2 separate regions of the Homo sapiens genome follow, and region 2 is linked to region 1. Evidence: read pairs that join two places in POLR2A ChIA-PET (ENCODE). Cell type or tissue: OCI-LY7. All regions are shown on one strand. Each heading gives the region's core, and the rest is flanking DNA. Links, peaks and the distances in the headings are about the cores only. Region 1 has its middle 39 kb from the start of SMPD3. Region 2 overlaps CDH1 (cadherin 1).

Evidence for each region. Peaks named below come from ENCODE experiments on the same cell type or tissue, not always from the same donor. Only the 100,000 strongest peaks of a DNase experiment are listed, where the experiment ranks them.
Region 2: POLR2A ChIA-PET joins it to region 1 with 12 read pairs; 2 of 35 experiments call an interaction of 5 or more read pairs at or near these places.

What each region holds. Positions count from the first base shown.
Region 1 is chr16:68,484,516-68,489,890 of GRCh38, reverse strand. No RefSeq gene overlaps it. Among named protein-coding and RNA genes, the nearest start is that of SMPD3, 39 kb to the right of the region's middle. In OCI-LY7, for the core only: no CTCF peak of the experiment used is centred there; DNase peaks (open chromatin) are centred at 2,080 and 2,740; H3K27ac peaks cover 1,285 bases.
Region 2 is chr16:68,754,886-68,760,260 of GRCh38, reverse strand. The region is part of intron 2 of CDH1 (cadherin 1); the gene reads right to left. Among named protein-coding and RNA genes, the nearest start is that of CDH1, 20 kb to the right of the region's middle. RefSeq lists cis regulatory regions at 1,452, 2,933, 3,662 and enhancers at 1,380-1,524, 2,767-2,816, 2,861-3,005, 3,497-3,596, 3,590-3,734. In OCI-LY7, for the core only: no CTCF peak of the experiment used is centred there; a DNase peak (open chromatin) is centred at 2,710; H3K4me3 peaks cover 1,188 bases; H3K27ac peaks cover 1,258 bases.

The sequences.
Region 1 (5,375 bases), core at 207-5,206:
CTGGGGCCCAGGGAGTGCAGGCCTCAGGGCTTTGATTGTAGTCACCAGCCAGGTAAACCCAATGGGAGACTCAGTTCTGAAGCTTCTGCAGTAGTTTGTAGCCAGCCAAGAAAGGCTATGCGGAAGCCTCATACGTGCTGATGGGAATGGCAAATTGACTGCTTTAGAAGGTACTTCAGCAGTTTCTTTAAAAGTTAAATATTTTCCCGGACGCGGTGGCACACGCGTGCAATCTCAGCTACTCAGGAGGCTGAGGCAGGAGAATCGCTTGAACCTGGGAGGCGGAGATTGCAGTGAGCCGAGATCGCGCCATTGCACTTCAACCTGGGTGACAGGGCGAGACTCCGTCTCAAAAAAAAAAAAAGTTCAATATTTCTATTCTGCTGTATTGGCCTAAAGAACAACAACAACAAAACATTAAACATATCTATTACATGACCCAGCCATTCCACTCCTATATACTGAATGATTGATTAATTGACTGACTGAGACAGGGTCTTGCTCTGCCGTCCAGGCTACAGTGCAGTGGTACAATCATAACTTACTGGCTACAGTGCAGTGGTACAATCATAACTTACTACAGCCTCGAACTGCTGGGCTCAAGCAATCCTCCTGCCTCAGCCTCCTGAGCAGCTAGGACTACAGGCTCATGCCACCATGTACAGCTAATTTTTAAATATTTTGTAGAGAAGTGGTCTCACTGTGTTGCCCAGGCTGGTCTGGAACTCCTGGCCTCAAGAGATCCTCCCACCTCTGCCTCCCAAAGTGCTGGGATTATAGGCATGAGCCACCACTCCCAGCCTTCACTACTAGGTATTTACCCAAGGGAAATAAAAGCATGTATTCACACAGACCCTTGCATATGAACATTCATGGCAACTTTATTTGTAATGACCCCAAACTGGAATCAACCCAAATATCCATCAACAAGTGAAGAGTTAACAAATTGTGGTATAATCTATACAATGGAATACTGCTTAGCAATGAGAAGAAATTAACTATTAACATACACAGCAAGGATGAATCTCAAAATAATTACACTGAATGAAAGAACAAACAAAAATAGTACATAGTAGATAATTCCATTTATTTAAAATTCAGAAAATGCTAACTCATCTACAGTAACAGAGAGCAGCAGATGGGTGGTTGCCTGGAGACGGTGGAGATGGGAGGGAGAGATCACAAAGGGACAGGAGGAAACTTCTAGAGTTGATGGATGTGTTCATTATCTTGACGGTGGTAGCAGTTTCACAGGTGTATGCATACATATGTTAAAATTCATCAGATTGTACTTTTTAAGTATGTGCTGTTTACATATTTCAACTATATCTTAATAAAGCTGTTTTTTTTTTTTTTGTTTTTAGAGACGGGATCTTGTTCTGTTGCCCAGGCTACAGTGCGGTGGGGTGATCATAGCTCACTGCAGCCTCAAACTCCTGAGCTCAAGCGATCCTCTCACCTCAGCATCTTGAGTAGCTGGGACTGTAGGCGTGTGCCACCACGCCTACTTTTGTGAAGTTTTGTAGAGATGGGGTCTCGTTTTGTTGCCCAGGCTGGTCTAGAACTCCTGACCTGATCATCCCCACTCAGCCTCCCAAAGTGCTGACATTACACACATGAGACACTGTTCAGGGGTCCTGAGCAGGTCCCTGGCCTGATAACTGTGCAAGGGAGACTCTTTCCCTACCCAGCCCCATGGCCTTGTCGTTCCCGTTCAGCTCCAGCCTTAGATGAGCTGGTCTTTCTTGGGGGAGCTGGGTCATACAGGCGGGTGAGAACTCCTACTCTGCCTAGATCAATCAGGGAACAGTGCAGAGGACAAGTATAGGAAGCCCAGGGGGAATCAGTCTTTGGGGATCAAATCTAGGAAATAATGCCCCAAAATAATGCCCCGCAAGCTGCTATGTTGGTAGCTAGAGGCACATGTGTACCAAGGGCCAAAAGTCTTTGCACATAGCAGCGTATTTGCGGGGAGGAGCAGCCAAGAGCCAGAGGCACTGTCCCAGGGGAATAGGCCTGGGCTGGAGGTAGATGTGCTGTCGATTGATGGTCAAATGATTTCCTGATGCCACAGGCAGGCAATCATTTATGCAACACTTCTTTCAAAACCCAGGTGACACCCACGGGGGCTCTTTGCCTTGTTCATCCTTGAGCAGAGCCAGCCGTGAGCTGGTTGTTCTCAGATCTCTTCCCAGCTGGGTTAGTAACTTGTTTCCCACCAAAGGGCTCCTCAAATTTCAGCCTCTTCTAGAAGGTACCTCTTGGCACCTTTTTGGGGGATGGGCCCCCTAATGTCACATTGCCTTAAAATTTCTCAAGGTGGCACCCCAAAGTGAAGTCCTAGAAACTCACTTTGAAGCCCACAGATTTTAGCTTAGGAAAGTTGCTAAGGCTCTCGGCATCCTCCATTGCAAAGGATCTAAAATAAAGTCTGTTTTCTTTTTGCATTTCAGTGTGTTTAAGGTAGCTGCTGCATGCAGAGCCCTGTACTAGATGCCTTGTGGAGGGCAGATGAATACCGTACCGGAGGGAGGCTTGCTCAGAGGCTCATTGACTGCCACAGCCTGCAGAGCCAAGCCCAGCAAGGGTCCCTGGGGACATGGAGAGTGGGTGGAGTGAGTGTAAGGAGTGGAGGTCTCAGGACTTCTCTCAAAGAGCTCACAGCCCCATAGAGGCACGAAGAGGCAGACACAATGCAGAGTGCTTTATGCACTGCTGGAAGAATGTTCCAGAACAGGTGTACAGGAAGAAGGTGAGAATAGCACCTGTTTTATCTGATTCTCATTCATAGCTGACTCTTCAGCAGAATTCAGTGAGCTGGTCTTCCTGTTGGGAGTGCCAAGGGTCAGGACAGGCTTTGTGGGGAGGCGCCATTTGAACAGTCTCTTGAATAATAAACAAAGCTTTGCCTGGCTGACAAAGGGAGGAGGGGCAGTCCGGGGCAAAGAAACAACATGAATGAATCTCAGAAAACATCTTATGATGTAAGATAAGAAGTGCCTTAAAAGAAATACCAACTTTGCTATGGTAATTCAAAGAATTCCAGAGAAATTCCCAGATTTAAAAAAGATGCAGTGACGTTTGCCTCTTGATACCTGAATGTGTGCCTCTGAGTCTGGCACTGGCCTAATTCTCCTCCCTCTGCCTCTGTAGGGAGGAGACAGCTCATGCTAAAAGCCCTTAGAAATATTTTCCTCCGAAGACACACTGATTTCCCACTGGGTAATTAGGATGTAGTTGAAGCTTCCCAGAATGGTTGCTGTCTCTGAAGGATATAACTGCAGCAGGCCAGGGATTGGGACTTCTTAATTGATATATTTAATCCACATTTGAATCTCATTTTTCATCTGGCAAGGGCATGTGCCTTTTTTCACCATCTGGATGAGCTTGTTTAAAAATTCATCTGTGCGGCCAAGGAGGGCAGATCACCTGAGGTCAGGAGTTCAAGACCAGCCTGGCCAACATGGTGAAACCCCATCTCTACTAAAAATACACACACACACACACACACACACACACACACACACACACAAATTAGCTGGGCGTGGTGGCGAGCACCTGCAATCCCAGCTACTTGGAGGCTGGGGCAGAAGAATCACTTGAACCCGGGAGGCAGAGGTTGCAGTGAGCCGCGATCGTGCCATTGCACTCCAGCCTGGGCAACAAGAGCAAAACTCTGTCTCAAAAAAAAAAATTCATCTATGCATGTATACAGGTAAAATGGCCAAAGTGCTGCATTTGATTGGAAAATGGCTTCATTCTATAATATATTCTCTAATGATTTAGGATCAGAGGACTTTTCATTCTTCCAGACCTGGGCTGCTCTGTGGCCAATACAGTGTTTTCCAACCTGCTCCTCGTCCCAACCTGATTCTGAAACCTAGAAGGACTTCTCTGGACTGGGAACTTCCGATGTACACTGTTAGAGTGGACATGCCCAGCCTGCCTGGCCAGACCTCACCTTCCAGGGATGTCATGTAAGGGCCATGGGGACAGAAATGACTGCAGTAAGCTCAGGGAAGGACAGGAGGCTCCCTAACCAATACCAAATGAGGCTGAGGGGACAGGAGGCTGCAGTGCCAGCTGACCCTGAGTGTTGGGAACCTTTGCTGGGGAGAGAATGGCATCCACATTCTCTCATTAAAACCCTCTGATGGGTCAGGTGTGGTGGCTTATGCCTGTAATCCCAACACTCTGGGAGGCCGAGGCGGGCGGATCACTTGAGGTTAGGAGTTCGAGACCAGCCTGGCCAACATGGTGGAACCCCGTCCCTACTAAAATACAAAAATTAGCTGGGCGTGGTGGCCTGCACCTGTAATCCCAGCTACTCAGGAGGCTGAGGCAGGAGGAGAATCACTTGAACCGGGGAGGCAGAGGTTGCAGTAAGCCGAGATCGTGCCACTGCACCTCAGCCTGGGCAACAGAGCGAGACTCCATCTCAAAAACAAACAACCAAACAAACAAAACCCTCTGGTGTCAGGGAGGGCTATGGTGACCCTGGCCAGGTGGTGGGTGGCCAGGTGGGGGACTGTAATGGAGGCGATGGAGAGGTTAGAACTGACTCTGGGAAAAGCCTGCACTGCTCCCAGGAGACCCTTATTCTAGCTCCCCACAGTGCAGAGGAGCACCCTAGCTTTCTGGTCTGGGAAGCTGTTCCCTCCAGGATGGACACATACCACTGGCTTCTAGATCCAAGCAGGAGGGTTTTCCCTAGAGGCCTGGCTCACAAGCCAGGCTACCCCAAGCCACTTGCAGTTAAGCCACCCTCACAAGCCAAATGGCGGCACTCCCAGGGATGCTGCGGTGCAGAGGCCATGGGTCTAGGCTCCCCCAGGGGCCCTTCCTGCTCCCCGGCACTGGTACTGTGATCATATGCCTCCCCTGCCATTGGCATCTGGCCCAGCTTGGTTGAGCTACAGGACTCCCATCTCCAGGAGCAAACATTTAGCTGGTACCTCAGAAGTTGAAAAAGGATGAAGAACTCTGGGCATTGGCACTCGAACCTCAGCTGCTGCTGTAACCCAGACCTTAGGCCGGATTGGATGACTAGGTTTCTGTTTTATCCCAAGGACCCAGCCCCACCAGGCAGTAAGAGGGAAGAGAACTCATGTTCATTGAGTGCCCTATGTGCTGAGCACTGTGCTAGCCCCTTTACCTTCATTTCCTCATTTAATCCTCCCAACCATGCCATGAGGTAGGCAAGGCTGAGGTCCAGAGAGGGGAAGTGACCTATTTGAGGTCACACAGCAAGATCTGCCAAGCTCTGTTTTACAGGATATAATTGTTGAAAACAACCAAAAATGCTGGATAAAACATGAAAAACACCTTGTTAAAAGCAATGAAGAGCTGGCAAGAGAAAAAGGAATAAGGTCAGA
Region 2 (5,375 bases), core at 115-5,114, 270 kb before region 1:
GGGCGTGGTGTTGGGCACCTATAGTCCCAGCTACTCAGGAGGCTGAGGCAGGAGAATGGCATGAACCCGGGAGGCAGAGCTTGCAGTGAGCTGAGAGCGCACCATTGCACTCTAGCCTGGGGGACAAGAGCAAGATTTCATCTCAAAAAAAAAAAATTAAAAAAAAAAAAAAAATATATATATATGGAATACTTTACAAGACAGTTCACATTTCCATCTGTGGAAAACTAGAATTTTAAAAACTCAGCCGGGCACGGTGGAAAAGGGGATTTTAGGGGCTGCATGGGTGGACCTTGGCATGAGGCTCCTTTCTAGGCCAAAGTGATGGATCTAGAATGGAAACATTCTTAGAAATAGAGCCGCTGAGCACAGGAAGGATAAAAGCCAGCCAGGGCGGTACACACTTTTCCTTCCCAGCTCCCCTAGCTGTAGAAGCTTCTGTTTATGATTTGGAAATGGAATTGTCAGGCCCGGCGTGGTGGCTCACGCCTATAATCTATAATCCTAGCACTTTGGGAGGCCAAGGCAGATCACCTGAGGTGAGGAGTTTGACACCAGCCTGGCCAAAATGGTGAAACCTTGTCTCCATTAAAAAATACAAAAATTATCTGGGCATGGTGGTACGCGCCTGTAATCCCAGCTACTTGGGAGGCTGAGGCAGGAGAATCGCTTGAACTCGGGAGGCGGAGGTTGCAGTGAGCCAAGATCGCACCATTGCACTCCAGCCCAGGCAACAGAGCAAAATTCCATCTCAACCAAAAAAAAAAAAAAAAGAAAGAAAAGAAAATGGAATTGCCATAGTACCTAACTCTAAAGTTGATGCAAGGATTAAAAAAACAAGATCATACATGAACAGTTGAGTACTCAATCAATAAATGAATGCAACGACTATTGTGGTCATTGTATAACAATACTATTATTATTGGTAGAGATGGGGGTCTTGCTATGTTGCCCAGGCTGGTCTTGAACTCTTGGGCTCAAGCGATTCTCCTGCCTTGGCCTCCCAAAGTGTTGGGATAACAGGCATGAGCCACTGTGCCCCCTGTAATCCCACCACTTGTCGGAGGCTGAGGCAGGAGGATTGCCCGAGCCGAGGAGTTTGAGACCAACCTGGGCAACACAGTGAGACCTTGTATTTTTCAAAATAAATTAATTAAATGTAATTAGCTGGGCACGGTGGCTCACACCTGTAATCCCAACACTTTGAGAGGGCTAGAGGGGCAGATCATCTGAGGTCAGGAGTTTGAGACCAGCCTGACCAACATGGTGAAACCCCATCTCTCTAAAAATAGAAAAAATTAGCCAGGCATGGTGGCAGGCGCCTATAATCCCAGCTACTCAGAAGGCTGAGGCAGGAGAATTGCTTGAACCCGGGAGGCGGAAGTTGCAGTGAGCCGAGATGGCACCAGTCTGGGCAACAGAGCAAGACTCCATCTCAAAAAAAAAAAAAATTGCACTCAAATGGATGTTGGGTCAAAGGAGCGTCTTATTCTTTAGGAGGTCAAGAGCAAAGTGATAAGGGGGTATCACTCTTCCTCATACTCAATCCTCTGTGGCTCCTTTGACACTTACACTACCCGCCCCCCGCCCCATGCTTTTTCACTCCCTTGACACAAGTCTAAAGCAGAAACATCTAATGAGAAAAACTAATTTGTTTTTTTAGAGATCGATTCTTGAGACATTGACCAGGTTGGAGAGCAGTAACTATTCACGGGCACAATCAGCATGCACTGCAGCCTCGAAACTCCCAGGCTCAAGTGATCCTCCTGCCTCAACCTCCCAAGTAGCTAGGACTACAGATGTGTACCACGGAGCCCAGCCAATAAAAACTAAATGAAGAGTGGTTGCTACGTACCAGGCACTGGAAGCACTTCGCACATGCTAACTCATTGAATCCTCATTGCAATCCTTTGTGGTAGGGGCTATGTTTATCCCCTTTGTACAGGTGAGGGGACTGAGGCACAGAAAGATTAAGAAACTGGCCCTAGGGAATTCCCATTTGGGTCTCTCTCTCTCTCTCTCTCTCAAAAAAAAAAAAAAAAAAAAAAAAAAAGAAATAAAAAGAAGCCTACCCTAGGCAAAATGGGGTGGGGTTGGGATAGAGGGGAGGGACACAAAAAAATTTGAAAAAAAAGAAAGAAACTTGCAGGCCAGTGCAGCAACTCACATCCGTAATCCCAGCACTTTGGGAGGCTGAGGCGGGCAGATGGCTTGAGCTCAGGAGTTCAAAACCAGCCTGGGCAACATGGCAAAACCTCGTCTCTACAAAAAATACAAAAAAAAAAAAAAAAAAGATTAGCCTGGAGTGGTGGCATGCACCTGTAGTCCCAGCTACTTGGGAGGCTGAGGTGGGAGGATGGGGATGACTTGAGCCCAGGAGGCAGAGGTTGCAGTGAGCCAAAATTGTACCACTCCACTCCAGCCTGGGTGACAGAAAAAGGCCCTGTCTCAAAAAAAAGAAAGAAAGAAAGGAAGGAAGGAAGGAAGGAAGGAGAGAGAGAGAAAGAAAAAGAGAGAGAGAAAGAAAGAAAGAGAAAGAAACTTGCCCAAAATCACAGGAAAAGTAAGGGTCCAGTTGGGATTGGAATCCAGGCAATCCTGCTGCATTCCACCCTCCCAGTTCATCTTCTCTAAGAGAAGCTCATAGGCTAAAAGAGAAATAAATGCTGAAGAGTCAAATCTCTGTCAAAACCAGAAATGAAACCTCACATCTGGCAAGTAAAATGTGGTTTCCTAGGTTCAACAGCTTCCCAGGTATTTAAACACTCCCATGGTGGAAGTGAGAGGATTAGCAGAAAGAAGAATGAAAAATCATAACCAAATTACAAAGCCCAAAGAAAAATAAGTACAACTTACAGGAAGTTTCAAAATCAAAAACTCAGCTGGTTGCCATGGCTCACACCTGTAATCCCAGCACTTTGGGAGGCCAAGGTGGGCGGATCACTTGAGGTCAGGACCAGCCTGGCCAACATGGTGAAACCCTGTCTCTACTAAAAATACAAAAATTAGCCGGGCATGGTGGCGCTGGCCTATAATCCCAGCTACTCGGGAGGCTGAGGAAGGAGAATAGCTTGAACCTGGGAGGTGGAGGTTGCAGTGAGCTGAGACTCCAACACTGCGCTCCAGCCTGGGTGACAGAGCAAGACTCTGTCTCAAAACAAAACAAAACAAAAATCAGAGACTCAAAATACAGCTCTGAAACATCCAAAAACCTCAAGGAGTAGAAGAGGGCTTTGTTTTGTTTTGTTTTTTGTTTTTGAGAGAGCGTCTCGCTCTGTCACCCAAGCTGGAGTGCAGTGGTGCAAAACGCAGCTCACTGCAGCCTTAACCTCCTGGACTCAAGGGATCTACCTGCCTCAGCCTCCCATGAAGCTGGGATCACAGGCACACGCCACCATGCCTGGGTAATTGTTTTTGTATGTAGAGACAGGGTTTCCCTTTGTTGCCCAATCTGGTCTCCAACTTCTGGGCTCAAGCAATCCTCCCACTTTGGCCTCCCGAAGTGCTGGATTACAGGCATGAGCTACCGCACCCGGCCTCTTTTTAAATGCAGACTTGAGACAAGAAGGCAAAAGTTACAAGAAATACAACCACAAATTCTATTTTCTCCAGAAAATTTAGTCATGATTACAAGCCTGGGAGTTAGGTGGTAATGAAACCAGCCACATGAACGTCACCAAGCAGCTGTTATTTCTCCAAAACCTTTTAGCACGAAGCTAACAGAGACGAGATCTAGGGCTAGTATCTCCTGGGACTTATGAGTAAGAGCCGGCACCTAGAGTACCTGTCACTATAGAGGGTGATGTCACCGCTGATTCAACCTGATATTGAAAAACCTTACCAGGAGAGGCCTCTCAATGTCGGTGACTCAGGGCCCCACCCCACCTGTTCATAAAGTAAGTGCCCAGGTGTTTGCCTCACTGCTTATTCAAGGGATGATGTTTTCCAATAGGAAAGCCACAACTCTCCCCACCAACAAGTTGGTCATCTTGTTCCCTTTTTCAAACACTCCCACATAGTTGTGGTGAAGAATTTGTTGGGGAGGAAGCCTCGTACTGAAGGTGAGATTCCAAAGTAAGTACCAGGTCCTAGGAACACTCGTATACATGCACAAAAAAAAAAAAAAAATATGCCCTAAATGATGCCTGTTTAGAAAATATCATCCCTCTGCAGGAAGAATCTTTAGAAAACTCGGCTAGGCACAGTGGCTCATTCATGCCTGTAATCCCAGCACTTTGGGAGGCCGAGGAGGGCTTATCACCTAAGGTCAGGAGTTGGAGACCAGCCTGGCCAACATGGTGAAACCCCGTCTCTACGAAAAATACAAAAAGTAGCCAGGTGTGGTGGCACATGCCTGTAATCCCAGCTACACCGGAGGCTGAGGTGGGAGAATCGCTTGAACCCGGGAGGCAGAGGTTGCAATGAGCCGAGATCAGGCCACTGCACTCTAGCCTGGGCAACAAGAGCAAGACTCTGTCTCAAAAAAAAAAAAAAAAAAAATTTAGAAAACTCTGCTGGAGCAATATTCCTCTTGGGCAACATGCTGAGGGGTGGGGAGTGGCTTGGAATGAGCATTATTTCCTGGTTTGAATCTGATACCCTTTAAAGGAGATGTTCCTAAAGTGGCAGGTCAAAAGAGAAAGATAAATAAATAAAAAATGAAGGAGATGTGAAAATGAGCCCTCAGGATTCCTTCTCTAGAAAATGCCTGGCCTGGCCGGGCATGGTGGCTCAGACCTGTAATCCTAGCACTTTGGGAGGCCAAGGCGGGGGTATTGCTTAAGCTCAGGAGTTCGAGACTAGCCTGGGCAACGTAACAAGACCCTCTCTATTTATTTTAACAAAAAATTTAAAAATTAAAAGAAAAATGCCTGACTAGAGAACAGTCTTTTTCAATGACATGAATATAGACTTGAATGTAGAAGTCCAGTCCCCTCAAGATACAGTCCAATTCTATTTTTTTTTTTTTTTTTTTTTTGAGACAGAGTCTTGCCCTGTCACCCAGGCTGGAATGCAGTGGTACGATCATGGCTAAACCTCCCAGGCAGCTTCAACCTCCCAGGCTCAAGTGATCCTCTCACCCCAGCTCCCAAGTAGCTGGGACTACAAGCATATGCCACTACACCTGGCTAATTTTTGGATTTTTTGTAGAGGCGGGGTTCTATCATGCCCAGGCTGGTCTTGAACTCCTGGGCTCAAGAGATCTACCTGCCTTGGCTTGGGATTACAGTCATAAACCACCACACCCAGCTGACACAGTCCAGTTCTAACATCTATTGAGCACCTCACTTCTTCTTCTTTACACAAATGCCATCCTTCTTAGTGATGACTGCCCCTAAATTTCTCCACCCCAATGCATAGTTTTTATCACCCTT